2 separate regions of the Homo sapiens genome follow, and region 1 is linked to region 2. A link is a loop called in an ENCODE intact Hi-C map of the cell type or tissue named here. Cell type or tissue: ascending aorta. All regions are shown on one strand. Each heading gives the region's core, and the rest is flanking DNA. Links, peaks and the distances in the headings are about the cores only. Region 1 has its middle 96 kb from the start of LINC02386. Region 2 overlaps TMTC1 (transmembrane O-mannosyltransferase targeting cadherins 1).

Region 1 (6,512 bases), core at 2,383-4,882, 650 kb after region 2:
TTACCAGGCCCTGGTCAGTGATAACCGTGGTAGGGACTTTCCCTGCTGAGGAGCATGCACACTCCTCCAATAACCCACCCTAGAGTAGCCTTTTCCTCATCGTAATAGTAAAAAACACAGCCCTGCATGGATATTTTAAATGCTAATGAGACATGCGATGTGTGTATTAGCTGTATGACCACAGGGCATGCACACTCAAGGGGACTGCCTAAAACATGATTGTAAGTGACACCCCCTCACATCCCTTCATGAATAATCATGTAAGATTAGAGTTCCCCAGCACTAGCTGCTGCTGGCTCATTCTCTTTTGAGTAGCCCGCTGACTCATCTTTCAGAGTGTACTGTCTATTTAAATAAACTCTGCTATTGTTATTTTTCCAGCCAGACCAGCCTGGAGCTGTTTTCCAGCAGGGTCAACCCATTCCTCTCTTGGAGTATACTCTTATCTCGTTATAAACCTTTGCCTTACATTACTAATTGTCTCTTGGCTAAATCCTTTCTCCCAAGTTAGACAACAACCAAAGATTCCCTGCACCCTTCCTTTTAACACTGGTAACCATTGAAACTCTGCCATCAAACTTTGGTGGGTACAGGTGAAACAGAGATTATGACACACTGAGTCTTGCTCAGGATTAGGACGGATTTGGCCTGGTCAGCAGTTGATCCATGTGGAGTAGATATAAAACTCAAGATTGAAACTGAAGATTGTAGTGGGCTCTTGGGCAATAATTTCTAAAGAACTATTCATACCAGACAAATCTTTATCAAAATATATGATAAATGTATACTATAACTGTGAGAGTAATTTAATTTCTTGGGATTGATATTTGACTTTTTTTATATCACAAAGGAAAATGAAAGGCAACCTAGTCAAGAAAAATGTGACTAATTGGTTTAATTATGGTTCATCTACATGATGTAGTACTCTACAGCTGGTAGATATCTTGTTATAGCACAATATTTAATTGCATGGAAAACTTATTAAGTTTTAAAGAGCCTTTTATAGAATAGTAGATATAGTGTAATTCAAATTTACATTAAAGATGTATTTATATACATAGATAAAAGACTAGAATAAATATATCTATGTACTTACAGTGGTAATTTCTGGGTGATATGTCAGGGATATTTTTCTTTTCTTTTCACATTCTTCCGAATTTCTTCAAGAACTAGTAATATTTTAATAATAATAATAAAAATAATTCTTTTCTTACACTGTAGATTCTATATTCAGGCTTTTTGCTTTTGTGACACTGGGATAACATATTTACTAGTGATATCGGACATTCCTGAACTATACATATAATTATGCACAAGAAGCACAAAAAGCGGTAATTTAATAAAGTGTTACTAAAACAAATTTCAAATTTTATAAAAACTTGTTCTCATTTTTTTCTCCATTCTAGTTTCTTTCAAGAATTTGGTCCATCCTCGTTTGCTTAAGTGACTTAATCTGGATAAGCCTTAAAGAAGCACTTCTGTAGTAATTATGTTTTAAATTGATGTCAGTAGACAAAAGTTGTCTCAGACAGTTATAAAATAGTATTATAATAACAAATGCTTTAAATGTAAACATAGACTAAATAAAAAGGCTTTCGTCTAATTCTTTTGTGGTCTGTTTTTTAGGCACACTAAGTGTCCCTACTTTAAGAGAGGAGAAGACAGCTTGATGGGCTGGCACATTAGTAGATACCTTCTGTAGATACTTTCAGACATCAATATTTTTACACTGTTTTTCTGTAATACAGAAAAGTATTGAATCAGGGAATGATTAAGATTCAAAAAAAGTTTCATATTTCAATATTTATTGTTTCATCTCTGAGAGGATGTAAGGTATCTTAATATCATAAATTAAGTCAATCCCAAATGCATCACCTGGACCAGATGGAACATAGAGGCCAATGAACCTAGAGGAAAGCTTAATCAAGCACCAAGTGCTCAGAAACCTTGAATCAAGCTGAGTTTCTTTTATGTCTGTCCCTTTTAGCCATCTCTGTGGAGTCCAAGCTCTCTGCCTTGAAGCATTCTTCTCCACTTCTCTCCACTGGCAGGCAAAGCCATGTTGGTTTCCTCTGAAAAAGTAGACAACTCAGGTAAGAAAGGGGTGAAAGGGATGGCTTTGGGGGTGATTTAAGGAAGAAGAAAAGGCCTGCACCCTAGAAAAATATGATGAGGGCCACTCTTTGTGGTTAAGACATTGTCTCCACAAAACTTCTGTAAAAATGTAAGCATGTTTCTTGGAAAGATTAACACACTGACCTGTAACATCTACTAAAATAACAATGTCAGTATTTTAGTTAGCATTTTACACACACATACACACACACACACACACACACACACACACACACCAACTTTGAGCATGACTGGTCATCCAGCCCATTCCATTGTGCACTGCATGGCAGATTATTCCCCTAGTACAAGTCTATTAATCTGATGTGCAGAGAAGAGGAGTTACTGCAGTGTGGGTTTCCTGCAAGGAGACAGTGTCCTGTGTGTGGAGACAGACCCAACATCCAAGGAAGAGGTAACGCTGTCACAGGGTAAAATAACTTCTATGAAAAGAGGAAAAGATGAAAACAAGAAATTCATGCTCCAAATTTTCAGTTTCATTCTTCAGTCACTAATTTTCAGGTCACCAAAAATGCACCGCACCTGGATGAAAATGAAGCTTGTCTTGGACCACCTTTGTTCCAGACGAATGTGTCACTCCACTCATTTAGTATTCCACGACTCAAATATTTTGCCTCTGATTTTTTTGTATGGAATAAATTTGAGTAGTAAAATGCCAAACGAATGGTGAATTCCACATTAAAGATTTTTCTGATTGGATATGTAAAATGTCCCAGGTAACAAATACTATAGCATACAGCAATGGTAATTTACAAGGGGCCTGAAAGAGTTCACAGATTTTCAAACCTCAAAACAAATCAGGTGATTTCCGCACTTTGGGATATCTAATTAGGAGCCAAAGCCAAAAGAAGCCTTACACACTTCTCTGCCTATTGTTAGCAGGAGTATTCAAACTTGTGCAAAAAACAGAAACTAATCATCAGACCCAGTGACCCACTTGGATGAGAAGAAAGAGTAATTTGCTTGGCATCTCCCGGACTGTCTCAATAATTTAAATTAAAAAAAAATTAACTAGTAAGAAATTTTTCAGGAACCAACTTAGCCCCCAGACCCAAACCAAAACTTGAACCTGGGACTTTTTGTAAGTGCTGACCAAGAAATGAGCTGTGAAGTTAAGTAGCCGGTGTCGCCTCTGAACACACCCGGGCAGGGCGAGCAGGATGTCCTTGTCCAGGGAGACCCCTTCTCCTGGCTTTGGGGAAGGTGCTCCCTATCCCCGCAGGAGGCTGGGTCTGCAGGACGCAGCACTGGGCGGGTGAGAGAAAGCCTGGGCAGAAGAGCACGGAGCCGGCGACTGGACGCGAGCAAGGGGCGAATGGAGAGCGTCTCCCCTGCGCCAATGCTGTTGTTCCGGGTGCTGAAAAGCCGGGAACTTCCCGGAAAGCAGCGGCACTTTTCTCCCTGGAAGGTGGGTGTGGGGGTTCCAGGCTTCGCACCTGCTAAACCTGCCTCGTCACCTGGGAGGGGTCCGCCAGATGTGCCCCTCCTCAGCCCCATTTTGGGGAGAACGATGGGGGCGGGGGCGTGGGGGTGAGCACAGCCGGGCACCCCCGCACACCCGCAGGCGGGACCCCGGGGTGCCCTTGCCCTCCTCTCCTGGGCAGCCGCACGCCGGGATCCCCACTCCACCTGCGCGCGAACTTTCGCCATCTGGGACTCAAGCGCCCGCGGCTTGAGCGCTGCGGTAAACAGAAGGCACCCGCGTGGGTTCCCAAGGGTGTTTGTGTGTTGGGTCTGGGGGAGCATGATCGGGGCATTCGCAGTGGGGAGGAAGAGGTGCTGCTGGCCGGGGCGAGCTGCCTGTGCTAAGGCCGCTCCCTGCAGGGCGAGTTCGTGCACGACGACGTGTGGGCGACCGTGAACAACCCCAACGTGCGGCCCGGCGGGCGCCCCGCTCCGCTGAGGCATCTTCACCAACGACTTCTTGGGCCAGGGCATGGCCGAGAACACCAGCCACAAGTCCTAGCGGCCGCTCAGCGTCCCCACCTTCAAGTGCACTCCTGTCTAGGGCTTCCCTTTGAGCCAGGGCCGGGTGTAGTTGCGGGACTGGCTTGAAGGGAATTTCTATTTCTCATCACGCCTTGGCCTCTCTGCCTCCCTGCCTCTCCCACTCCAGCTGTTCACGCCACCAGGCTCCCAGGTCCTCTCCAGGCTAATCTGGGTTCCTGGGACCAGGCGGGAGGCGCGCGCTGGGGAGTTCCCTTCGAGTTTCCAGAGTTTCCCGAGGTGTCTGCGTTCTAGGCTGTTTGTTTTCTCTGGACAGACCTGGGAATGGGCGGCTGGAGCGGCCACCTCACTTCCCTTCCGCCAGCCCCTCTGGGTGAGCAAGAAAACCAGTCCTACACAGTTGGCCCCGGAGGTGTGGTGTGTGTGGAAGGGGCGGGGGAAATGCTGTTTTCAGGGCCGTAATTTCTCAGTCTTGTGGGAAGCTTTGCAGGTGGGGAGACTGTGTGAGCCCCCTTGAATGTAGCTAGGATCTGCCAACGCTGGGTGGATTAGTGGGGGAAGCAGAAAAGGTATCAAAAAAGGAAGGATCTGAGATTTCACTCTTCTTACAGCAAACGGTTACCTTGCCAACATTTTATAGATGCTGTCAGAAGACAGGAGAAGCCTGGGCCAGAGACAAAGTACTTGGTTACTTTATTACTCAGGACAGAACAGGCAGCATGGGCTTCAGATTCAGTTGGTTCTTCTTGCACCCCAAAGTCCTATAGGTGATACAGCAGTGGACACAGATGGATATTTCATCCACACTAGTCTATGTCACAGCAGGTGATCCTCAATCTTTTAAAGGGGTTCTTAGCAAGCAACCGCCCCCAACCCCCACTCCCACCAAACACAAACACACCAAACTGCCTTTCCCCAGAGGATACATTATTATCCTGGTCAGGAAACAAATCTGGCTTCTGCTCCAATGGGAGACATTATCTCGATCTTCAAAGACCGTTTGCTACACAAACATTCTTGAAAAGTCATCCAGGACAAAAGCTGTAAGAAAAGGTATGGAAATGACATGGAAAATTTCTCCCCAACCTCCACCCTTGGCTGCCCCAGGTGCCTCCAACCTGACAAAGCCACCAGCAATCAAAACCCTCCTGGCATTGTGGCTAAGTGGTTTTCCTTGTGTATCCTTGAGATGTTTCTTATGTGAATAGTTTAAAGTGTAAGGGGGAGCCAAAAAGTATTTTAGGATGGAGCGTTCAATTTAAATGATGCCGAGCCTCAGACCTTTGATTTTACAAGGAACATAAAGCACTGGTCTTTGAACATTATTTGCAAACCATGTTTTATCTTAGTTACACAGAGAAGAGAAGGAAGGCTACGAATGAAGGAAGGCTGATAACTTAAGCTTTACACTGGATTGTGAAAGTGTAGGGGAATAACAAAGGGTCATAGTCCTGGGCCATGAGAGTTTTGTACATATCGTGTAGATGAATCCATGGCTGAAGTCTGGAGACTTCTTATGAAGAAGTTTATTTTAATCAATAAATGTTTTTCTATCTTCTTTTGGAGCTACTTGTATATTTTTCCAACCTTTGAGGACCCTGCCATCCCAATTTTAAAACGGGGAATGCCTGATCATGTCAAAGTAATGGAATTGTGTGCCTACTGACAGCAGAGGTTTTCTAGCTATTTTTTCAACTTCATCTCCACCTTACTCACTTACTTACTCCAAACCAGCACTTGTTTTTCTTGGTGCACACGTTACCCACTGCCACCTTAGGACCTTTGACTTGCTATTCCTCTTTCTAGAAAGCACTTCTTTTTTTTTTTTTCTGAGATGGAGTCTCGGTCTGTCACCCAGGCTGGAGTGCAATGGCACCATCTCCGCTCACTGCAACCTCCGCCTCCAGGGTTCAAGTGATTCTCCTGCCTCAGCCTCCTGAGTAGCTGGGATTACAGGCATGTGCCACCATGCCCAGCTAATTTTTGTATTTTTAGTAGAGACGGGGTTTCACCATGTTGGTCAGGCTGGTCTTGAACTCCTGACCTCGTGATCCGCCCGCCTTGGCCTCCCAAAGTGCTGGGATTACAGGCGTGAGCCATCACGCCTGGCCCTGGAAAGCACTTCTTTAACATGAATATGGCTTGCTCAGGCTTTGCAGAAAGTCACTCCTCAGAGAATCCTTCCCTGTTATCCTAGCTCAAGCAGCAAGCACACCTCCCTGACCTCAACAAAACTCTCTTATTTTGCTTTTTCTTTAATAACACTCATCACTTTCGGGCATTAGATATTTATTTTTTTATTCTTCCCCAGACACAGCGCAAGCTCCTACCATCTAAAATACCTGCTACACAAAGTAGGTACTCAGGAAATGAATACATTAGGGGAATGGTAAGCAACTTTTCACATAATTTTTAAGATGACGCTTTTAATA
Region 2 (6,512 bases), core at 1,898-4,397:
ATTAATAAGGCTTTCTTCTATGGGAGAGCAAAGCAAGCAGGAGTCTACGAACATGCAGGAAATTTTGAGATAGAAAGAAAGGAAACTGTAATATTTCACCTTGAATGACCTGAATATTCTAAGTAAAAGTAAGGGATGAGGTTGTCTTCTGGGTGTGTGTACAGGGCACTGAGGAGGGGAACAGAGGATGTATGCATTAGGGAAACAGGAGATAACATAAAAGACCATAAGGAATGAATTTTCAACAGCTCTTACCCCTAATCATGGTTTTGTTTTCCATGTAGGGATCCCATTCAACTCAGATTTGTATTTTTTTCCTCTATCATTTGATAGATTGGATGACAGTCTAGAGTCCTACATTCTCTACAGGAGTGAAAATTGTTTCTTGGGGTGGGGATGATGGTGGTGAAAAATAATCATAGACATTACAATGGTTTTGGGTCTTTCCAAGCTCAATCCTATGTAACAAATCTTATTCTTGAGTGTTTAATTGGGGAGAAAGCTGATAAGAAAAAATATCTAAAAAAGCTCCTTAAAAGAGGTGAGTATGATAATGAAAAAAAAAATTGAGAAATATTGGTCTAGGGAAAGCAAAATACAGGTAGTGAAGTAACTTGGGTTGGCCTTGTCAGGCAGGTAAATGTTGGTAAAAGTGTGAAAGAGTCTAAGTTGATGTCACGTGCATTACTGAAATACATCAGATAAATTAGAGATAGGGTTATAAATTATGAATGCAAAAATCAGGGAGAAGAGAGGTTCTAACAGTGATCAAGTGCAGGGCCGGCAGGAAAGAGGGAGCAGGAGAATAGCACCTGTCACGGAAGCTATGCTGATGCTTAGGTCTTAATAGAAGGCAACTGAGCAGACAGAGGAGCGAGGAGGTGGCAGGTCATAATCATGATCCCTTTAAAGTGTCAGCGGGAATGAGAGAGTGGGGAAAAGGGAAGGGAGGACAGAGGTAAGAGTTTAAGCTCAAAGAGGAGCATTTCGGAGTTCAAATGCTAGAGAATGACAAAGTCTGCATAATTAAAAAGCCAGTGGCCAGGCCATGTTGGTAAATGCTAAGGTAGAGCATAAATGGGGGGCCCTGAAGGGACAGAAGCACAGGAACTTGGTGATGGATCTTCTTGCTGAAGAGCGCAGCATAGTTTGGTGAGCAATGGAGAGTCACTGCCCTGGTGCTCAAGTCCCTGAGGATGATGGAAGAAGGTACAAGAAGTTGTGAAATGGCAGGGATGAGGATGGTGTTATGAGATGCTGGACTGGGCTTTAAAAGAGCAGGGAGATTGCATCACTGCACTCCAGCCTGGGGGAGAGAGTGGGACTCCATCTCAAAAAAAAAAAAAAAAAAAAAAAAAAAAAAAAAAAAAAGAGCAGGGAGACAGAGCTAGAGAGAAACAAACATGATTTGGACAAAGATGAAGGGGAGCAAGTGTAATGGGATTGGGACTAGAAGTAACTAAAGGTGGAGGGAACAGGTCACTACCACAGGGGTGCAGAGTGGGGGATAGAATTTCATGCTAAGAGGAGGATGCAGAAAATGCTCATCTGAAGCTGGTATACTAATGTGGTAGTAAGGGTGTTAAAAAGTTTTCTTTATCCATGTGGCTGGCATTGTCTACTCTCCGGGGCTTCAGTTAAAAGGTAGAGAAAAACTACTATCTTGAATGTATCAACTTCCTTTTTATGAAATAAAAGTTTGTGTGGCTAGTGCCAAAGGTATTAGGAAACATATCCCTAGCACTTAAAAGATAATGGTTACCCTTATTTCTGCCTCCTAATATTTTTTAGATATTCAATTTTCTAAAGGATCAGACTAAAGTAAATCAAATATATCCTGTTATCAAATTCATCTGCTATATAGTTCAATTATTGGACATTCCATTACATTTTCCCCTGAGTTTTGATTATAAGATTTATTGTAATACCTACCTAACACTCATATTCTATTATGTGAACAAAAGGTAGTTTTGGCAATAAGGGAGGTATGACATGGTTCTTCAAGAAGTTCTTTTTATATTCCATTTCAGTAATAAACACCAACAGCTATTTTAACAGAGCATTCACAGAAATATTTTTCCCATATCCTGAATTTAAATATTCTATTATATTCTGTTGAGCCATCAGGGACTTCCGCTCTGTTCATCCATAAAAAGTTCATGCTAATCTTGCCTATTTTCTTTCTTCTTTTTTTTTTTTTTTTGACATTTTAAATTCTAACCAAAGCCAACAAGAATTAATATAAATTAAGAATGCTGGCATGGAAAGCTGCTTCTTATCAACCTCTCACACTGTAAATGTGCTGCACAGCATCATGACATATTAGCTGCAAAGTCCAGTGAAATGGTCATAAAAGGGGCCAGATATATTTGGATAACACTCAGTGAAGTCTGCTGCTATGAATGGGTCTGAAGCCGTCTGTCATATAATTCCAAGAATTCAAATGAGTTGCTATAAGATTGCCTTGGATGCTCTGATAGAGTCACGTCTTATTTAGAGCTTCTGGCCTGGACAAAGACTCATATTTCTTTCGAAGTCAAGGTTATTAATAAACATCTGTGTTGTACAATATAGTAGCCACAAATTACATGTGGCTACTGAACACTTGAAATATGGCTGTCCTGAGATGTGCTGTAAGTGTAAAGCACACATTGCATTCCAAATATTTCATTTAAAAAAAAAAGAATGCACACCATCTCAGTAATATTTTCAATTTCTCACATTAAATTTTAAAAATTATGTTTTAATATTAATCACATGCTAAAATAATTTGAATACATTAGGGTTAAATAAATATTATTAAAAATAATTTCACTTTTTAAAATGTTTTAAAATCTGGCTACCTAAAAAAATGTAAATTACATGTATGGCTCTCATTTCTACTGGGCAGTGATGCTGCAGGCTGTAGCCCAGTTTTCAGGTGGGCCACAAGGAGGCAGTAGAGTGCGGTGGTTAGGGGCAGAAGGGCTAGAGCAGGTCTAGGTTCCATTCTGTGTCTTCTATTTCCTTACTAAAGGACTTTGGCATGTTACTTATTTTCTCCAAATCTTAGTTTCCTTATTAATCAAACAGGAATAATGATAGTGCTTCCTCTCAGGGATTATCAAATATAAACTGTTCACATCTAAAGAGATAACTTGGATTCTCAGAATGAGCATTAAGTTCCAGGTTATAAAGAAGGATACAATTTTTTAAAGTTAACTCAATAACTCAAAAGTTAACTCAATGGAGAAATCAATATTGTGTACATCTTAAAGTGAATAAATAGTAAAACAGATTAAGTCAAATCAAATTGAAAGTGTTTTTATCCTCTTCTTGCCTTTGACCCATTGCTATGGCTCAGAAATGTATTAAGGTAAGCAGAAATAAAGCTCAGTTATCTAAGTGCTATTTTCTGGGTCATCTCTCTCTGTTACTTAGCAACATAACTTCAGGGTGATGGAAATCAAATTTGCTGTTTCTTTAAGAGAGATGCAGGGTGGTCCTTTCTCCCAAAAGGCAATTGCATGCCATTAAACAGTCTAATATTATGTAATGTTTGGATTGGAAAGCTATTTGGGCACGTGGGTAATGGAAAGTGAACAGGAAAAGGAGTTCAAGGGTAGGGATTCAATCCTGGCTCTGCCATGGCCTGAGCCAAGGTCACATAAAACCTCTGAACTTTGGTTTCCTCACCGGTAAAATGGGGATGAGGAAGGCAATATATCTCCTAATAGATCGTTTTAAAGATTAAATAATGAATATTAAAAGAAACTTATCTGTAAACTGGAAAGCTTTTCAGAGTTAGCTCTTATCATTATTTTAATCTACTGAATTCTATGACTGACCTATGCTGAGATACAGCCACTTGGCTCTATGGTGTAACAGGCAAGAGGAGGTAAACAAGGATAACTTGTTTGGACCTCTGTTAACTTCTTAGGAGCTTGTTTTCTCTTCTTTCCTATTCACTGTAAAGACTCATTGTAAGGGCATCATGAAAAAAAAGGCACTCAGGAAACAGTAAAGTCTTATACAAATGTAAAGCATTGTTGTTGATTTGGATCATCATCAAGAATTGATTTTTACTGAAAAAGAGAAGGGGTAAAAAATCCTGTGTTGGTTACCCAATAACTCCTCTTACTGTGAAAAGTAGCCATTGCCAAGTTCCAAAATGCATTTTTAACTCACATGTACTAATTTAAGATGTTAGCAGTGATAAGATGAAAATTGAAAAAGGAAAGTTAGAGCATCCATCTTTTGCTCAGGTCTTAGCAAAATGAAACTTATAAGAATATCTGCCATTATTTTCAATTAGAGCCAAATTCAGCACCATATTATGATCATAACTGTAGAATAGCATTCCTAACAAGAAACGCCATTTTGTAGCCAAGCCTTTATATTTGGCTTCTATGGGTAAAATACTCATCTATATGATTTTTGAATGTAGCGCTATATAATCCAGGTACCCCAAAAGACATTTACAGGATTTTATATAACCAGTACGTTATTTGGGCTCTTAAGGAGGACATATACAGATGCAACAATGACTTATTAAAACACAAATCCTTAGAACTTCACATAAAGAAATACGTGCTCATAAAAGTAGCAGAGTGAAATAACAACATGATAATGATCTGTATCTAGCTATCTACAATAAGTAGATCTAATTTTTGTCACACTGTTTGATTTGCTATTTTTAAAAAGAGCCTCTTAGAACTAAAATATTTTTTCCACCACAGTTGTACACTTGTCTTCATTATCAGTTGTTTTTCCTTTCTTGTTTTTTTTTTAATACACAATTAGTTTTAATATCACTGTTAGTAGGGATTTGGGCATGGAAAAGGACTGTTGAATGTTCTTACTTTTAGCAAGACGTTAGCGAGTCTTTAGCAAGACTAAAAGTAAGAAAAAGCAGAGCAGTGTATTAAGGTGGGTCAAAGAAAATTACAAATTGTAGACTTAACGATAATTAAAACCTATATTGTGCTATACATATGCAAAGAAGCAGGCCAGACACAGTGTCTCATGCCTATAATCCCGGTACTTTGGGAGGCTGAGGCAGATGGATTGTTTTAGCCCAGGAGTTTGAGACCGGCCTGGGTGACATGGCAAAACCCCACTTCTACAAAAAATACAAAAAGCTTAGCCAGCCATGGGGGGGCATGCCTATAGTCCCACCTACTTGAGTCTGGGAGGCAGAGGTTGCAGCGAGCCATAATAACACCACTGAACTCTAGCCTGGGTGAATGAGCAAGACTCTGTCTCAAATATATACATGAAATAAAATATACATATAAAGAAGCACACCGAATGTGTTTTATTTTCTAGTCTATATTCTCCTCAGTCTTTCAGAGGCTCCTCTTATCCCATATAGGACCAATTTATTAGTCATACAGAAAGGAATCCAATGTAAGACCTATGTTTCAGTATACTAGGATCCAAATGTTGCCAATTTATCAGCTCTAAAATTTATTCAAGAAAAATTTTACATCAATTGATTTTATATTTCACTGCTTCACAATCTATAAAGGGTTTAGGATTCAGTTCCAACATCCTTTTTTTTTTTTTTTTTTTTTGAGACAGAGTCTCACTCTGTCACCCAGGCTAGAGTACAGTGGCATGATCTCAGCTCACTGCAACCTCTGCATCTCAGGCCCAAGTGATTCTTGTGCCTCAGCCTCCAAAGCAGCCAGGATTACAGGCACAAGTCACCAGGCCCGGTAATTTTTTTTTATTTTTTATTTATTTATTTTTTTAAAATTATACTTAAGTTCTGGGATACTTGTGCAGAACATGCAGGTTTGTTACATAGTTATACATGTGTCATGGTGGTTTGCTGCACCCATCAACCCGTCATCTACATTAGGTATTTCTCCTAATGCTATCCCTCCTCTTGCCCCCTACCCCCCGACAGGCCCCAGTGTGTGATGTTCCCCTCCCTGTGTCCATGTGTTCTCATTGTTCAACTCCCAATTATGAGTGAGAACGTGTGGTGTTTGGTTTTCTGTTCCTGTGTTAGTTTGCTGAGAATGATGGTTTCCAGCTTCATCCATGTCCCTGCAAAGGACATGAACTCATCCTTTTTTATGGCTGCATAGTATTCCATGGTGTATATGTGCCACATTTTCTTTATCCAGTCTATCACTGATGGGCATTTGGGTTGGTTCCAAGTCTTTGCTATTGTGAATAGTGCTGCAATAAACATATGTGTGCATGTGTCTTTACAGTAGAATGATTTGTAATCCTTTGGGTATATACCCAGTAATGGGATTGCTGGGTCAAATGGTATTTCTGGTTCCAGATCCTTGAGGAATCACCACACTGTCTTCCACAATGGTTGAACTAACTTACACTCCCACCAACAGCAACCATGTGGATTGTCAGCATTCTGACAAGCACAGATAAACATATTATTACGCTCCAATTCTGGTCATTTTTACCTTTTAAATTTCCATTTCTGATATTTGTTAACCTTTTTTTTTTAAGTTTAGAAGCTAAATTCCATAACTACCACCACCGTTACTACTATCATT

Evidence for each region. A loop is a pair of places that touch in the nucleus more often than their neighbours do. Peaks named below come from ENCODE experiments on the same cell type or tissue, not always from the same donor. Only the 100,000 strongest peaks of a DNase experiment are listed, where the experiment ranks them.
Region 1: a loop joins it to region 2, with 3 times the contacts of the local background. A loop is called at or near these places in 1 of 110 quality-filtered maps.

The regions. Positions count from the first base shown.
Region 1 is chr12:30,197,568-30,204,079 of GRCh38, forward strand. No RefSeq gene overlaps it. Among named protein-coding and RNA genes, the nearest start is that of LINC02386, 96 kb to the right of the region's middle. In ascending aorta, for the core only: a CTCF peak has its summit at 3,907; no DNase peak of the experiment used is centred there; H3K4me3 peaks cover 1,332 bases.
Region 2 is chr12:29,549,601-29,556,112 of GRCh38, forward strand. The region is part of intron 10 of TMTC1 (transmembrane O-mannosyltransferase targeting cadherins 1); the gene reads right to left. The region is part of intron 5 of LOC105369714 (a long non-coding RNA gene); the gene reads left to right. Among named protein-coding and RNA genes, the nearest start is that of OVCH1, 55 kb to the left of the region's middle. In ascending aorta, for the core only: a CTCF peak has its summit at 2,914 (motif pointing right); a DNase peak (open chromatin) is centred at 2,921; H3K27ac peaks cover 525 bases.